Linked DNA regions of Homo sapiens: region 2 is linked to region 1. A link is a contact called in ENCODE Hi-C data. All regions are on one chromosome and are shown on one strand. Each heading gives the region's core, a stretch centred on a gene start or an enhancer-like site at or near the end of the contact. The rest is flanking DNA. Distances are from core to core; before and after follow the strand shown. Region 1 has its middle 5.0 kb from the start of MIR3660. Region 2 overlaps MEF2C-AS1 (MEF2C antisense RNA 1).

What was found. Hi-C counts contacts between places; a loop is a spot of excess contacts on that map. Pooled maps may share reads with other maps.
Region 2: a loop to region 1 is called in a pooled map, with 5 times the contacts of the local background. The contact joins two enhancer-like sites. A Hi-C loop is called at or near these places in 5 of 37 single-sample maps with no recorded cell type and 3 of 50 pooled maps.

The regions. Positions count from the first base shown.
Region 1 is chr5:90,019,301-90,024,064 of GRCh38, forward strand. No RefSeq gene overlaps it. Among named protein-coding and RNA genes, the nearest start is that of MIR3660, 5.0 kb to the left of the region's middle. Within about 2 kb of position 1,896, at least 7 of the 41 ENCODE cell types and tissues checked have a DNase peak (open chromatin) inside an H3K27ac peak, as active enhancers do.
Region 2 is chr5:89,268,663-89,273,426 of GRCh38, forward strand. All of the region lies in intron 7 of MEF2C-AS1 (MEF2C antisense RNA 1), which reads left to right. Among named protein-coding and RNA genes, the nearest start is that of LINC02161, 310 kb to the right of the region's middle. RefSeq lists enhancers at 3,078-3,217, 3,248-3,297. Within about 2 kb of position 2,894, at least 2 of the 41 ENCODE cell types and tissues checked have a DNase peak (open chromatin) inside an H3K27ac peak, as active enhancers do.

The sequences.
Region 1 (4,764 bases), core at 646-3,145:
AATAATTTTCTGATAATTATATGACTTGTAATCATTTAAAATCTCATCAGAAAAAAAACTGTTTAGCTATAATAAAAACAAGAACTCTTTCGGGATCTTGATTTGGAATTCTAAATCAGTAACACCTCCCTTGAAAGCAATTTAGCAATATCATTTTTTAACTAAAATTTTCATACCTTTGACCCCAAATTTTATTTCTAGGAGATTAACATAAAGAAATCATCTAAAATTAGACAAAGATGTATATATATAAATGTTCTCTTTAGCATCATGTATAGTAAGAAATAATGAGGAATTAAAATTAAAGATACGTTATTATATCGGAATGGTGAGCAAATATATATGTTAGAGTGAAATACAGCCATTACAAGTTTTGTTTTACATTTTGCCTAATATTATAATATAAAATCATTGAACATATAAAAATGCATATTTTTAAAAAGACTGGAAAAATATGTTAAAACGGTAATAATTGCTTGAGATTATGGCCATACAGGTGGGAAAGTTCTATATGCAGCTGAAGGTATGAAGTTGGAACTGGGTAGTAAGTAAGACGTATCTGAAACTCAATATAATGATGAAATCATGAAAATAATGATGAAAGTCAAAGTAAATCATTCAGGATTAGATGAGATGGTAGTATGCTTTTTTTTTTTCCAACGTTGTGAAGATTCCCTGGACTTTTGAAATCTTCTAAGTTTGTGTTGCATTTATAATAAAATGATTTTAAAATGGGGGATCGGCCGGGCGTGGTGGCTCATGCCTGTAATCCTGGCACTTTGGAAGGCCGAGGTGGGTGGATCACTTGAGATCAGGAGTTTGAGACAAGCCTGGCCAACATGGTAAAACCCCATCTCTACTAAAAATACAAAATTTAACCAGGGATGGTGGAGTGGCGCCTATAATCCCAGCTACTCGGGAGGCTAAGCAGGAGAATCACTTGAACTCCAGAGGTGGAGGTTGCAGTGAGATGAGATCGCACCACTGCACTCCAACCTGGGCAACAGAGTGAGACTCTGCCTCAAAATAAACAAATAAATAACAACAAATGAGGGCATTGAAAACTGAAGATGTTGAAGAAGGATTTCAGGTTCTTAAAATATCAATGAGATTCATATGAGAAAAGAGGGTGAGGGCAATCCAGGGCCAGTAGCAGAATGAGTAAAAGCTTGCAGTAGCAAATGTGCAAGTTGCATCTGTGAGCAAATGTCCGAATTTCATGAAATTCAGGATTCCCTATATAAAGATAGAAAATAAATTTTATCTATTTGTGTAAATCCAATTATTGTGGCATTTTATGCCATCTTTGGAGTCTAAATCTTATCCAGTAATAATCATGGGTCCATATAGGCTTTTGAGCCAAAGACTAGCATGTAAAACCGGCCTTGCAGGAAGATAGATGGAGTAGCAGTAGGTAGAAGACACAGGAGCCATAGAAGACTGAGAGAAGTAGCACTCTGCCATAGTTTTCAACACATATGATGATTAATTTTGAAACTACAGTAGTTAATGCATGATGTTGAATGTACAGCCCACCATCATGGTCTGGCAAAGAATGTAAGACTCCAGAGAAACAACTGGATTTGATGCAAATAAATGTATGAAATGAAAATGATGAAAGAAGAATAAGCATTTTGGAGACTCTGAGTTCCAGTGAATTGAATGGTATCATCTACTTTTAAAATAAATAAATAAATAAATAAATAAATAAATAAATAAATAAAGGCAGCGGAGAGAGAGAGAGAGAGAGAAAGTCACAGCTTATTTGAGATGAAAATGATCTCAAATTTTAATATGTTTAGTTTGAGGAGATAGTGCACAAAGGGAGTAAGTCCCAAAAGCAGCTGAGATATATAGAATTTTGAAGCTGGGGTAAACGAAACAAAAGTTTCTCTTATGACTCAAACGAACTCGCTGAGCCAGGAAAAGGAGAAAAAACAAAAAAAAACAATCAACTTTGCCTGGTACCATCAGAGGGTGTTAGCAGTTACTCATTTTAAGTGTCACTTTGCAAACAGACTTAAACCAACCTTTTGGAACCTAACCAAAGCATAAATAGAAGAAGTTCTGTAAAGAGGAGGGCTATCAACATGGAAGTGAAAGTCAAAACCATGAGTCACAGTTGATTCAGGGAAAGCATACAAAAGAGAAAGAGAAATGGCCAAGAATTAAACTCTGGGAACATTCACAGATAAGAAAAATATAAGGAAGAATTTAATTTCAAAATACAGTTTCTTTAACTACCCAAAACTCAGAGACATGAGGCCAAATTTGGTCAGATCAAATGTGGAAAACCCACACTGAAACACTGGAAAGAAAAAGCCGGAGAAAAACCAAAACAAATCTTTTAAATCAGAATTTGGAGTACGTTGTTTACTGGAAATCAAGAAACTCTCAAAATCAACCAGTATATGACTGTATGTCACAGAAGAAATTTATTACTAAAACAAAAATTCTCTGGGGAAAATAAAAAGCAGATACATTTTAGTTTCAAATTCAATTACAAAGATATTAAGACTAAAAAATATATTTACCTGTGGAGTAGCCCAATTAGCTGAATTAACCTGTAATATTAAATTTGAAATGATTATATTTTTCTTCAAAAATCACATATGTAAATAAAAATACATTAAAAATAATAAATAAGTCCAAAGTTTAAATGCTTTTATATGTATTTTTTTCAGATGGTAAATATAGTGAACTGCTTTCTCTGTAAATGTTCCTCCTCTATCCATCATGTCAGAAAGATCCACTATACTCTTTCTCATAGACTCTCACATTTATGGATTCTCAAGAACAATTTCACTTTCACTGGAATTAAAGCAAGTATGTTCTTTTTCCTGATGGCCAAATCCCAAGAGATTTAGTTAAATTGAAGTTGGGCAAAGGTACTAAGTCTCAAGAGCACTTATTGGGAATCTGTGGGTGTGTCTTGTCACCAGGGTTACAGTAAAACATGTTTCCAAGCTTGGAGGTAAGCAAAAGTGGCTCTAAAAACAATTATAAGTTTTAAACTTGCTTTAATGTGGTAACCAAAAAGAGTAAGGCTACTTTAACGTATTTTTATTTGAATTTAACAATTGCCCACATTTTTCTGTACTTTTTTCAAATCATATTTTCAAGAAATAAAGCAATGAAGATAAATTTAAAGTCCTTCATATCTACCTCCACCCCACTTTCACTCTTTTCCTCCCTAAAGGCAAACTTCAGAAACTAAATAAATATTCAGCCTCACCAGTAACCAGGGAAGTACAAATTAAAACCATGAGATACCATTTCACATGCATCAGATTGCCCAGCATTTATAAAGCCTGACAATGTCAGGCTCTGGTGAGTCTGTGAGAAAACAGGGATCCTCTATCCATATGATGGGAATATAAACTTGGAACTATCACTTTGGGGATAAATTTGCCAGTATCTTGTAAATGTAGAATGTGTTTACTCAATGGCAGGGCAATTCCACAGATAGATTGAGAAAATATTCTTTCCTTCTTCTGGGCATATAGAAGGATTAAACTCCTAGTCCCCATGTCTTTGGGTGGGACTAGTTCTAGCCAATAATTTACAGTCAAACAATGTTGTCATGTGTTGCTGGATATGTAATTGCCAGTGTAAGACTCTCAAGCTCCATCTTGCCTTGTGAAGATGATCTTGGAAGCATATGCTAATGTGTAGGGGACACAAAATCAAGTCAGCCTCAGAATGCTGAGCCACATACATGGTCAGGAGCTGTCCTCAAGGATCATCTGAACCTGTTAACAGATTTTATGTGAGAAAGATAAAAAATTTCTCTTGTGTTAGGCCACTGAGGTTTGGAGGTTGCTTCCTATGGCAGCAAAACTAGCTTATCCCAGCAAATACATAAATTTACACACCAGACAAAAATTCTTACTCATATACACAAGAAGACACAGGCACAAATGCATCCTTTATAATAAAAGAAAATTGAAGAATGTTTCAGTTTATGAGTAGTGCAGTTAATTGTGGTATACTTTTATGTTTTCAACCAAAAACATAAAATAATTTATGTGTATATGGATTAATCCTGAAACAAATTTTTGAGACAAACAAGTTGACATATGATATGCACAATACAGTAATGCTAGAAAATAAGCTCTATTAGCACAGGATATTGTTTCAGTAACTACCATATTCCCACTGTTTAGAACAGTTCCTGGCAGGTGACAGCAATAACTCAATAAATATCTTTTAAGTGAATAAATTATTATTTTGCAATGTTTAGAAATGTAGTATATACTATATAATACCTAGGGATCATATATGTAATAAACATTTATGAAACATGCTGGAACTTCATTTTATTAGTTCATTTTAAGTCCCACAGAGTAATTATAAGGGTAACTCCATTGACTTGTAAACCCCAAATTAAGCTTTCCTTGTATTAGGACATTCTGATTTGACATTTGCTGTTGACATTACTTCAGAGCCAGTCTCCTCACTAGTAAAGGACTGAAACAGTATCTACTGCACAATATTCTTGTGAGGATGAAATTAGATGGTATGATCAGAGTGCTCAGAACAGAGAGTAGCATAAGTAGGCAATCAATAACTATTAGCAACTATTATTGTTGTTGTTGTTGCTGTTGTTGTTATGGCTACCATTATTTCTTATCTGGCTTTAAACTATAGATCACTTTATTTTATACTTTTTTAGTATTTGCATAATGATGTAAAATACCTGCAGGAATTAACGAATCAAATGTCCTCTTATATTGCCAGCTTCTTGGCGATATACTAGGTTTG
Region 2 (4,764 bases), core at 1,644-4,143, 750 kb before region 1:
AACGGGCCAGATGGCATGCAGATATATGCTTGAGACTGGGTGAGTCTCATTTGTTCTCTATTTCTTGTTACTTACTGTCACTCCTTGGCTAACCACACATAAGGAACTCACCCTGTGGGCTGCTTTTTGCTGTGCATATCTAACGCGATTATAGTAATGTGCTTTTTATTAATGTTTTTGTTATTATGGGTTTCTTTTTGTCGAAGTTGTTTCAATCTGCCTCATAACTTTGTAAGGTGAAATACAAATAAATTTGATGGTGCAAACAGGTCAGCCAGTATACTAACATATAAATACAATGAATGTTGTCCCCTTCTAATTAATAACCTTGAACTTATTCCAACAATGATGTTACAACTGGAAAATAATTTTATTTAGGAAATTCTCTTTGAAAAATGATTTTAGAGCCTTTTCCTACCAATCAAAGCAAATGATCATTCTCTGAGGGTTGGTTTGATCTTCTATTAAAAAATTCATTGAACAAATAATTATTAGGTGTATAATCAGTGGCAGGCAGTATACCAGGAGCAAGGAGTAAGACAGACATGGTTTCTGCCTTCAAAGACATTTAAGATAAAATCTGAGATGAATGTCTGAGCCCTGGATAATACCTTTATTGATAAAAACGAGATGTGACTATACAGTGACAATCTGAACTGCCTCAAATGACAATTTTAAAGAAGAGATTTAAAACATTTTGAGTAATGGCAGCATCTCAGGAGTAACTCACACAAACTACTCAGAAGACGAATAGTCATTTTTTAAATGCATACAGTATGGTGTATAGAGTTTATAAAACATTTTTATATACATTGTATTACTCTCTTGCCACAAGAATCATGGATTATCAACCAGGTTTGAGTACTAATTTTCTTCACGGTAAAGTGAATGATCTCTAGGAGACTTCAAAGCCTGAAATTCTGTGATATTTATGTTGCTAATTTTATGCATTTACACGATATTGTGAGTTCATTATTTTAGAATAGTTCCCTGTGTTCTATCTGACTGAGGACCATCCTAGCAGAGATGAGCGCCCAATAACTTCTCCTGGGGGTGGTGGGTGCTGGCAGGAGGCCTCGGGCATGGAAACTCGACAAGGAATGAACTAGACTCACTCTCAGTAACGGGGTCAGGAGCAAAGGGTAAATGAAGGTAAAGTTTGAGGTGAGCGAGCTCCCCGGGGTGTGAGGGAGGTTCTAAAATATCAAGTTCAAAGGATCAGGCAGAGCAAGAATTAGACTCAAAGAAAAATGCTGGCTAGACAGATTAAAGAGGTTGAGGAGGCAGAACCTAGAAAGGCTACCCTGAAGAAACAATATTTCTTTGTATGGGATGATAGAGGTAAAGCCCAAGAACCATTAGAGTGAAAAACCGAAAGAAGAAAATCATTTTAAAAAAGATAGCTTTCCCTGCCTTAATCCCATCAGTGGTTAAACAATGAAAATAAAGAGAAAATGCAGCCCTACTCTAAAACTTCACCTCCTCCGCTTTCCCAACCAACAGCCCACTCTTTGAGAAAACAGAGTGTTCATCAAATAGAAAAACATCTTGATGATTGCCAGATAGAAAAACAAATATTTAGGGATTGAATTTGAGATTTTTCTTTATATTTCACTCAACATCTTGAGACCTTCTTTGTCCATATCAAAAGTAAGTTTCTAAGTCCAATTATTAAGTAGATCTAAAAATCTCTCTTCTGTTGAGATGTATACAGTTAGTAAAGATTCCCAGGAAGTTTGTACTGAGACTTTGGCGCGCACGCCAGCATGCGCGCGCGCGCACACACACACACACACACACACACACACACACACGAGGGTATAAGGGTGCAGGAGTAAATGGTGAGCCCTTCTAGGAGATTAGTGTGTGGCTGGGACCCTTTTTAACATCTTTTACTTTGGGCCCATTCTTTCAACTCATTTTTACCACCATGTATCAAGTTTGTGCCTGAGTCACTCCAAGCTTGCCCATCTGTGGGGGCAGCAGATTGTTCCAGGTGAGTTGAAGATACAAGGAATAAGTGTATGCATAAATAATGTGCAAAGGAAGCTGCTAAAACCCTGTTTCTAGAATTTTCTACTTCTATTTTTGTGTCTTTTTTGCCCCTACACACAATTAGTAGTGGTGTTTCGAACTCATCCAAAATTTGATTTTGCATGTTTTCTTGTTTACTTTTTAGTCCTTTACTGAAAGGTTTCTAAGTAGCTAGGTGTTTTTTCTAGTCTGCCATATTCCAGAGTTTTCACACCAGTAAGTCTGCTTACAGACCTTTTTGCTGTGCTGTTGTTGTTGTTTTCTTTTCCCCAACAAATTTATGACATTAGGTCACACTTTATTCGAGAAGCTTTATTTTCCATCTGCTCTCCGTTTTTGCTCTATTATTAGGCTATGCTTCTGGTATTCTGATCCCCCTTCATTTTCAGAACTCTTGTTGACGTCAGTGGGGAACCTAGGCAGAGGAGAGTGTAATGCTGAGCTTGGCTTCACAGTCCATTTTGGGAAAAGCGTCTGACCTCCTTGAGATGGAACTTCCGTTGGGTGGACCCCTGCTCATTTTCTACAGACAGTGGAGCCTATGCATAGTATTTAATGCAACCACCAGTACAGGATGATATACTTGCTCTACCACCCAAATATATTGACTTTCTGTTAAAAGGCTTTTAACATAAATTTTAAGAGATTAACAAAATACATCATAGGCTATTGCTGAGAATGCAGGGTTTTTAACTACGTTTCTCCTACATTGATTTTAGTTCATATATTTTAACCACCGCCTTATTTTACTGTACCTTTTAATTTGTTATTCATTTGTTTGAAACCAGAACTCTGCCAAGGCACTCTGGACCCACAGGAACTGAAATAGTTTGCCTTCATTATCTGGTAGACCTGCTCGAGTCTGTAGCCCCTGACAGAAACCACAAGACTGTACAAACTGGCAACTGTGGGTTTGTCTGTTCTCTATTGATTCTATTTCTGGAAAAAAACATGAACCAATGGGTGAGCCATGTGACTGTACAACTGACCCAAAGCTACCATCAGAAGTGGGATGGAGACCTTTATAGACAGGTCATGATGGGATCTCAACACTTTCCTGTCTGCTTCTTAAGAATGGCTTTCAGTAGCTTTGACTTGAAACTTAACTCCTTGTGTTCTGAAGTATGAAACTGGAGGAGAATCTTCATATTCTATAGCTTGTTATTTAATTTGGGAGACCATAAGTCAAAATGTTCCAAACATCTAATAAAATGTATAATAAAGACCAGATATAAGTTAACTTACAAAATAGCTTACTTCTTTCCTCCATGTGAATTGCAAAGCAACTCCATCAGAAGACTTGAACACACACACACACACACACACACACACACACACACACGTACTTTTCAGACTATGAAACTGCAACTGCTGTAGTGTTTCCTTTTCTTGAGCTTTGGTATTTGCGCTCAGTACTGATCCTTAAGTAAATAGAATGTAGGACTTCTATGTAATCAGGCCAAATGTAAGAGTTCTGGTCTTGGCTCCAATATGCTATGTGTCTTTGGTCTTCTCTCTTCTTCTCCATTAAATGTCAAATGACTAAACGATCCCCAATGTCTGTTCTAATTCTAAGAATCAAAGTGATTAAGAGTCTTTGATAGCACCAGAGAGATCTAGGTAGTAGAGAACACAGGTATGAGAGAACACATCCTATTAAACACACACGTGCATGGGTGCATGCACACACACACACACACACACACACACACACACACTCAACAGAAAAACCAAAATAGCTCCCCTCTCTTCCTCCCCCAATAATGACAATGCAGCCATCTGTTGGACGTTCCATTTTACTTAGCAGCTGTTCTCAGATACAGAAATCTGCATTCCTCCGGCTTGTGCTGGTATGCAGGCAGCATGTGTGGGTACTAGCATTTGACTCTCCCACCCAAAGGAATGGCTTTCATTGAATAAAAGTGATTGCAGAGGTTTCTTATTTCCCCATCACACAAATGCCTTTTTTTTTTCTGATAATAGGCATTTGAAGCCATCTCTGCTACTCTGTGTATTAAAATATACCCTGTTAGAGATATTCATATCAAGCAATCATCTAAAATTGAAGAGGACAACCAGGAAAGGCTTCAGTGAAACTCTTGCCTTGCCAGAAACTTCTACTTTGAAGGAAAGTGGGAGAGGTTGGAATATAAAGTTCCATTCTACTTTTATTTTGTCCACACCCCCAGCATTGCACTTAAGCACTGAGGAATAAGTATTGTTCAAAAAGAAACTAGGAGGCTTTCAAATGTAGCATTAATCTTAACACCAAACTAAATGAAAATATATAAGAGAAATATCCAAAGGGGATATGGAAGTAAAATCTTTTAAATATTCCATGTTCCTGCTGCTCCCAGACCGAACCTCTTCTACAGGCTGAAATTTTGTCTTCTGTGTGGTATATTATATAAAGTGGTATATCATTTAAAAAAAGAAGCAATTGAGTTGGGGGTTGGGAGGAGCTGCAGTTATAAACAACAACAAGAAAGTGTCCTACAGGCTCTGTAGACGAGAACCTTGGGTATAAAATTGGATCTGCTTTTGAGTACATAATTTAGGACATTTGTTACAAGATTACTGTGGTTTTCTATAAATGTTAGTTTGCTGTATTATTTTCCATGAACTAGTTTTCCAAAATGCAGAATATTTTGCCCCCAAAACATGGAAGCACTAAAGCTCGATGAGGCACTGATTCATGGGGTGTCACCCAGAAACAGCTGGTCAGCCATC